3 separate regions of the Homo sapiens genome follow, and all the other regions are linked to region 1. Evidence: chromatin loops called from intact Hi-C (ENCODE). Cell type or tissue: heart right ventricle. All regions are shown on one strand.

Region 1 (2,500 bases):
TTGGACTTCTAGCCTCCTATAGAGGCTGTCAGCAATAAATGTCTGTTGTTTATAAGCCACCCAGGCTACAGTATTTTTGTTATAACAGACTGAGCGAAAACAGTAAGCAAAACCAAAGAAGAGGTACTAAGAAATGGAATTCGGCATGCACTGGGGGGGTCATCTCACACAGCACCAGGAAGTGAGAAAGGCTGAGTAAGTCTCTGCCCCTAATCACTGAAAATGTGGGCACAGCCAGCCATAAAGGAATAACGTAAAATGAAGTGCAAACTCCAAGGAGGCATGGTTACCTGCTGGGGAAAGCGGAGGGATGAACTACTGGAAAAGACTTTGCTGATGAGAAAAGTGAAGAGTGCCCATACCTACGGAGACCAAGTCAGGAGGGAGCAGCCTGATGATGATGATGAAGTATCTGCCAAGGACACTATTAGGAAACCTGAAATTTATCTTCCAAATGATGCCATTCCCTTCCCAAGAAGCACCGAGGTCCCTGTAACTGCGCACAAAGGCCACACTACCCAAAGCAAGAGAAAGTACTGAACAGTTTTCTCAGGTATTATGTTCTAACGGGCTTGTCCTAGAAGGGGTTAATATGTTAGATTGTTCCATGACACCCTCTTTGTACACTGTCACTACTCTGCTTCCCTGCCCAGGGCAGGAGGAATGGCCTAGTTGGACCCAGGGCCCTGTCACTGCCCAATGCACACCAACAGTGTTGGAGCACTCTGTTCCTCATCCAAAGGACAAAAAGATAACCAGTCCAAGCACAAAGGACAAAGACAACAGTTTCTAGGCAGTAACTGACATTCTTAGTGCTACCATATTTTCCTTCTTCTCTGTTAAAGAATTCTGCTCGTGATTTTTAAAAGGAAAAGCCCAGGACTGACACAGCCTTTCAGAGATTTTTGTCAGCATCCCAGCACAAGCAAAGGCAAAGTCACCATCCCACTGTCTACAGCAACACCTGCAGGTCAAGAGCCTGAACTGCAGGTGCTATGAAAGTTGACACTGACGGCCCATGCCCAGGAAACCAACACCAAACCCTACCGTGAGGTCATCCAAGAGGCAAACCCTAACAGGCAGCTCTTGAGAAATGCCTGATTAGTGACTACGTCATAAGATGCTGCAGACTTTGCGCCCCTCTCTTCCACAGTGCTAATCATGTCTGCAGGCACTGGTCACCCAGTCTAGTATTACATAAACACTGAGGCTCAAATGGCACTTTTTCACTTTTTACAAAGTCTTTACTATGAACAATTCTTTTTTTTTTTTTTTTTTTTTTTTTAGATGGAGTCTCGCTCTGCTCTGTCGCCCAGGCTGGAGTGCAGTGGCACAATCTCAACTCACTGCAACCTCCACCTCCCGGGTTCATGCAATTCTGCTGCCTCAGCCTCCTGTGTAGCTGAGATTACAGGCACGCACCACCACACCTGGTTAATTTTTTGTATTTTTATAGAGACAGAGTTTCACCATGTTGGTGAGGCTTGTCTCAAACTCCTGACTTCAAATGATCAGCCGGCCTCGGCCTCTAACAGTGCTGAGATTACAGGCATGAGCCACCACACCCAGCCTGAACAACTATTAAAATTGTAAAGCATCCTTACAGAATATAAGCACATTCTCTGATGCTATCTTGTGCAAATAGGGAAATATCTGTGTGCAAATTCTCTCTCTTCTCTGAGGAATAAGATGGGTTATTTACTTTGGGCCGGGCGCGGTGGCTCACGCCTGTAATTCCAGCACTTTGGGAGACCGAGATGGGTGGATCACCCAAGGTCAGGAGTTTCAGACCAGTATGGCCAACATGGTGAAACCCTGTCTCTACTAAAAAAATACAAAAATTAGCCAGGCATGGTGGCAGGCACCTGCACTCCCAGCTACTTGCAAGGCTAAGGCAGGAGAATCGCTTGAACCTGGGAGGTGGAAGTTGCAGTAAGCCGAGATCATGCCATTGCACTCCAGCCTGGGCAACAAGAGCAAAACTCCGTCTAAAAAAAGAAAAAGATAGGTTCCTTTAAGCCCTGGGGTGGGGGCATTTCTGATCTTCATTTGACATGCCCTGGCAGCAACAGTAGGGCAGAAACAAGAATGAAATTCAGACCAATTGTAGGTTATTAGTCAGGGAGATGCTAAAATCAGAGTGATGGTAAAATTAGGTCAAAATAAAATTTCCCCCAAATCACCCCAAAAATACTATAAATGAAACCTGTACATTATTATGTATAAATAACAATGTATGCTGCAACAGCTTTAGGGCAGAACACAGGCACAAGGTTGCCAGGATCTGGGAGTCTGGCACCAATGGAAATGTCATTGTATTAGTCCATTCTCATGCTGCTATAAGGACATACCCAAGATGGGGTAATTTATAAAGAAAAGAGGTTTAATTGACTCGCAGTTCAGCATGGCTGGGGAGGCCTCAGAAAACTTACAATCATGACAGAAGGGGAAGTAAACACATCCTTCTTCACATACCAGCAGGAAGACGTGCCAAGCAAAG
Region 2 (2,500 bases), 150 kb before region 1:
TGTCTAAGCTGAAGTCTGAATGAAACAGAGAGGCTACCCTTGAGAGCCAAAGGGCAGGGTGTTGGCAGAAGAGGCTGCCATGCAAAGGCCCTGTGGCAGGCACTAGCTGGTGTGTTTAGGGAATGAAGACGGTGGGGAAGAGGGTGAAGCAGTCAGACCCAGCAAGGGCATTTTGTCAGTGGCTTATTGGCAGATGTCACCTGAGTCCTCCAAGGGATTTGGAACCACCTTGATGACTAACAAGCAAAGTGATAAAGCCAACTAACCATTATGGCCCTGGGCCGGGAGCAGCATCCACAGGCTTGGCTCAGAGGCTTGGCCCGAGAACATAGGGTGAGAACCCCCTAGACTTCCTCCCTTCTCACCAAGCATCCAAGCATAAGTTGGACACCAGCACCTGTCCCGGAGATACTGTGCCCTTGGGCAAAGGGAGGGAAGTGAGAGCAACCCCTGCTAAGTCTGCTGCCAGGCTGAGGCTCTGGGCCACCCCCCCCTCTGCTGGCTGGGGCTCCCTGGAGCACCCCTGGCACTCTCTGGCTACCAGGCGAGGTGGACCCTTCCTGACTGACCCCACCTTAGCTGTCCTCATTGGTGTCACCTCCATCCTCCTGGAGTTGCCTCAGGCCCTAGGCCCCAGAAGTCCAGGCACTGTCCCAGCCCAGGCAGGCCCCCAACGCAGGTATATCTAGCAGCTAGGAGTAGTTAGGCTGATAGGAGCAGGTCCCAGATGGCCCATAAGTGGCTCCCAGATCCTCCTTCCCTGTAGTGGACACCAGGGATTTGTCATCGTGGAAATGGCCTCCTAGCATGTGTCAGAAGACTCTGCACTCAGGCCCCTTCCATCCCACCCTGTGTAGCTTCCAACTGCAGGCACAAAGGCTGTGCTAAAGCAGAAAGCCTGGCTACCAGCCTGGAGTTCCCAGCATGGACACAGGCCTGTGTGCACCAGCCAGGGCTAACACAAGGCAGCCATTCCCCTAAGCATCAGGGGTGGCACCTGGGGTGGTCGCAAAGCCCTCAGGAACCAAGCTGCCTCCAGCTTTCTGCTCCTGCATCTGGCGCTGGCCCTCTTCCTGGAGCTCTGACATGGAGATTTAGCTGTCATATCCATGTTCCCAGCAGCAGGATAGAGAAAGGGAGGGGGAATGGTGGGCACTGGTCAACTTTCTGCCACATGACCCCGCTGACAGCTGAATCACGTGCTTTCATTTGGCTGCAAGGGAGGCTGGGTTGTGGGGTGTCTATGACTGAAGAAGTGGAGAAGGATGCTGGGGAAAATGTGGCTTTTGCCGCCTCGTCCATGCAGTGCCTCGCTCATTCTCCAGCCCTCGCTGCTAAGGAACCAAAGTCCAGGGAGCACAAGGCAGCTGTTTCTGGGTTCTGCCTTGTGATAGGAGCTAATATCTAATTGCTGTTAGGATTATTATTGTTGACAGATGCAAAACACTATAAAAGAGAATGTGCATAAATACAGGACAGCCACTTTGGAGAACTGTTTGACAGTTTATTATAAAGCTAAACAAATACCTTCCCTATGACCTGGCAATTCGTCTTAGGCTTTTACCCCAAAAAAGTAAAAACATATGTCAGGAAAAGAAAAAGAGAGGCCGGGTGCAGTGGCTCATGCCTGTAATCTCAACACTTTGGGAGGCTGAGGCGGGCAGATCGCCTGAGGTCAGGTGTTCGAGACCAACCTGGCCAACATATTGAAACCCCGTCTCAACTAAAAATTAAAAAATTAGCCTGGCATGGTGGTGCACACCTGTAATCCCAGCTACCCAGGAGGCTGAGGCATGAGAATTGCTTGAACCTGGGAGGCAGAGGTTGCAGTGAACCAAGATTGCACCACTGCACTCCAGCCTGGGTGACAGAGCGAGACTCTGTCTCAAAAAAAAAAGGAAAAGAAAAACAAAGAAACAAACTTGTACAAGAGCATTTATAGTAGCTTTATTCACAGTAGGTGAAACTGGAAGCAATGTATTAATGTCCATAAACAGGAATGCAGGTAAACAAATTGGTGTAAATAAATTAAAAAGAATAACTACTAGTACACTCAACAACATGAATGAATCGCTCAGACATGAGGCTGAACCAAAGAAGCCAGACACAAAGAATACACACCACATAATTCCATTCTACACATTCTAGAACTAATCAATGGTTCTAGAAATCAGAAAAGTGGCTGTCTCGGCAGAGGGTTGGGGTGGTGCTGGGATTGACTTGGAGGAGCTGAAGGGAATTTTCTGGGATATTAAAATGTTCTGTATATTTTCTGTGGCTACACAAGGGTATATATTTGTCAAAAACCTGGAAAAAACTGTACCCTTAAAATCAGTGTGTTTTATGTAAAGGTAATTTACATGTAAGTTCCGTGTAATTATGTATGTAAAGTATACCTCAACTTTAAAATGACATGAAATGTATGTTCATATGCCATATGGAGAATATACTTTTTTCAGTCACATGGAAGAGCCTAGTACTAGGAGACAAGTACTAGGAG
Region 3 (2,500 bases), 170 kb before region 1:
CATGTCCCCCTCCTCTCCTCACAGCTTGCCTTCCCTGATTGGGAGCTGCTGGCCCTCCTCCTGTGCATCCCCCCACTTCCTTGGTCATCCCCTTCAGAACCACACTGCTGCCCTCTCTGAGCTGGATCCACAGGGACACCCGGAGGGCAGGACAAGGTTCCACCAACGTGTCTACTTTGGGAAGATGAAGGCAGGAGTGACATTACAGAGAGAGGGAGGTGCGGGCCCCCCATATCCCACCTTGTCCGGAGGGCAAGGCCCCGTCCTACTCAGGGAATGCAGACCACTAGCCCCAAGACTGGCCATGAGGCACAGAGAAGGCACTTTGCCCAGCAGCAGGCCTTGCACATCAGGCGGTGTGCGAGCCCCTCGTCTCTCCTCACAAGAGACCAGGGGCTGAGCAGACCATCCCTCCCCGGGGCCTCTGTCCATGGCCAGCCTGCCCTTTACTGCCTGCCAGCCGGAAGGCCCAGAAGGGTCCAGCAAAGGCACTGAGGGAACTGAGCTGCGGTGACCAGCCTGGCTTGGCTTAGCCCTGTCAGGGGGGTTGTGTCCTCAGGTCTGGCTAGGCTGAAACGGACCCCAGAGCCCTGCCCAGCACTGCCCGCCTGGCCTAGTAGGCTCCTACCACCAACGCGGATTCCACAAACCACTGCGACTGTGCTGTGCACTGTCCCAGAGGAGTGGGCGGGCACCAGGCCAGGCCCCAGAGAGGAGAGAGTGGTCTCACCACAGCCAGGCTGGTGCTCCTCCCTGCAGGGGGCTGGGACAAGGGGCAGTTCACAGCTGCCCAGCTGAAGCCGGGCTCTGGGGCAGGGGTCAGCCCACCCACCTGGGGCCCAGGCCATCTGCGCTCCTGGCCTGACGGGAGAAGGGACACAGACGGAGGGTTTAAGGCCACTGAGCTCTCAGGACGGCCCGAGTACCCGAGCTCTGAGCCAGCAGGAGCAGGAGGGCTGGGCTGCGCCTCCAGCCCCGGGGCCCACCCTTGCTGCGCCCCCATCTCCCTCCTGCACGTCCAGGGGCTGCCCTGGACCACATCAGGTCCCCAGCTCCGTCGCGCCCCTAAGCACAGGGCATGGGGAGGGCCCTCGGGAAGGACAGGCAGAAGCGGTCCCCATCCGAGGAGTCCTCTGACCCCAGGGTGCGGGTGTGGGCTGGAGTGCGGTGGGGTCGGGACTCTGCGCCCGCGGCGTCCCAGCTGTGGAAAGGACACAGCCTCCTCGCCCGGGCAGGAGCGCCCGCGGGGGACCAGTCAGTCCCTCACCCTAGCAGTGGGACCTGAGTGGATCCAAAAGCCAGAGACACCAGCCCATCGGAAGAAACTGGGGACGAGAGAGATTCCGACGCCAGCACCGTAGGGGCCGCACTCGGCGTCCGTCCGCGCAGCCTTGCAGCGACCTTCAAAGGCGGCGCTTAAGAGCCGGTCACGCCCCTCCTGGAGCGGCGGCCCGCGGGTAGTCACCGCGCCTGAGCAGCCAGAACCAGGCCGAGGCCGCGCGGCTCGCGAAGGACACGCGGGAAGAGCCTTTCCGCCGGCTGAGCCGTGGGCGCCACCGCCAGGGACCCCAGGCTCACCAAGCCACGCGCGGAACCGCACGGTGGCCGAGACCGGGCGGGGGCGGGGGCGCTTTGGGAGTTAGGATACGCTTTGTGCCCGCTTGCTGCTTTTTTCCTGCAAGCTGCGCATCAATTAAAGTACTCGGGTTTTTGTTTGGTTTCAGATCAATCAGATTTCATCCTTCGAAAGTTTTATTCTCAAGGAATGCAAAAGGATTTTGGAAGCTTAGAAATGTCCACGTAATCAGACTGTGGGTCACCTGCATGTGGGAGAGATGAGCTTTGGGGCAAGTCTCAGAAGAAAGAAATGGGGCTTCCACAGAACCACTTCCTGGGGCCGGAAGGGACTGGAGAGAGTCATTTGACCCAACCCTCCTGGTTCGTAAGTGGGGAGGCTGAAACCCAGAGAGTTACGTGGCAGCCCAAGGCCACACAACCCAGTGGCTATGTCATGCGCGGTGGGAGGGGGCCATGTATCATGTCCTTTAAAAATGTCCTTTGTACACCCGCATTCATAGCAGCATTATTCACAACAGCCAAGAGGCAGGAGCAACCTGCGTCTGTCAATAGATGAGCAAAATGCACACAATGGAATATTATTCAGCCTTAAAAAGGAAGGAAATGCTGACACAGGCTACAACATGGGTGAAACTTGAAGACATTATGCTCATTGAAACAAGGACAAACACTGTCTGATTCCACTTATATGGGGTCCCTAAAGTTGTCAAATTCATAGAGGCAGACAGCAGAATGGTGGGTGCCAGGGTGAGGGAAGGGAATGGGGAGTCGGTATTTAATGGGGACAGTTTCACTTAGGGAAGACAAAAACGTTCTGGAGATGGATGATGGTAACAGTTGCACAACAATGTAAATACACGTACTGCCACTGAACTGTACACTTAAAAACGGTTAAGACAGCAAATTTTTCTGTTATGTATGT

What was found. Peaks named below come from ENCODE experiments on the same cell type or tissue, not always from the same donor. Only the 100,000 strongest peaks of a DNase experiment are listed, where the experiment ranks them.
Region 2: it touches region 1 in a loop (2.4-fold over the local background); 21 of 110 quality-filtered maps call a loop at or near these places.
Region 3: it touches region 1 in a loop (2.1-fold over the local background); 6 of 110 quality-filtered maps call a loop at or near these places.

The regions. Positions count from the first base shown.
Region 1 is chr7:44,476,563-44,479,062 of GRCh38, forward strand. The region is part of intron 2 of NUDCD3 (NudC domain containing 3); the gene reads right to left. Among named protein-coding and RNA genes, the nearest start is that of NUDCD3, 13 kb to the right of the region's middle. RefSeq lists a silencer at 788-1,082. In heart right ventricle, CTCF peaks have their summits at 972 (motif pointing left) and 1,176; a DNase peak (open chromatin) is centred at 989; H3K27ac peaks cover 1,582 bases.
Region 2 is chr7:44,329,183-44,331,682 of GRCh38, forward strand. No RefSeq gene overlaps it. Among named protein-coding and RNA genes, the nearest start is that of CAMK2B, 4.8 kb to the left of the region's middle. In heart right ventricle, no CTCF peak of the experiment used is centred here; a DNase peak (open chromatin) is centred at 1,172; H3K27ac peaks cover 1,582 bases.
Region 3 is chr7:44,308,458-44,310,957 of GRCh38, forward strand. All of the region lies in intron 1 of CAMK2B (calcium/calmodulin dependent protein kinase II beta), which reads right to left. Among named protein-coding and RNA genes, the nearest start is that of CAMK2B, 16 kb to the right of the region's middle. RefSeq lists enhancers at 429-1,032, 1,033-1,634. In heart right ventricle, no CTCF peak of the experiment used is centred here; DNase peaks (open chromatin) are centred at 724 and 1,434; H3K4me3 peaks cover 986 bases; H3K27ac peaks cover 2,279 bases.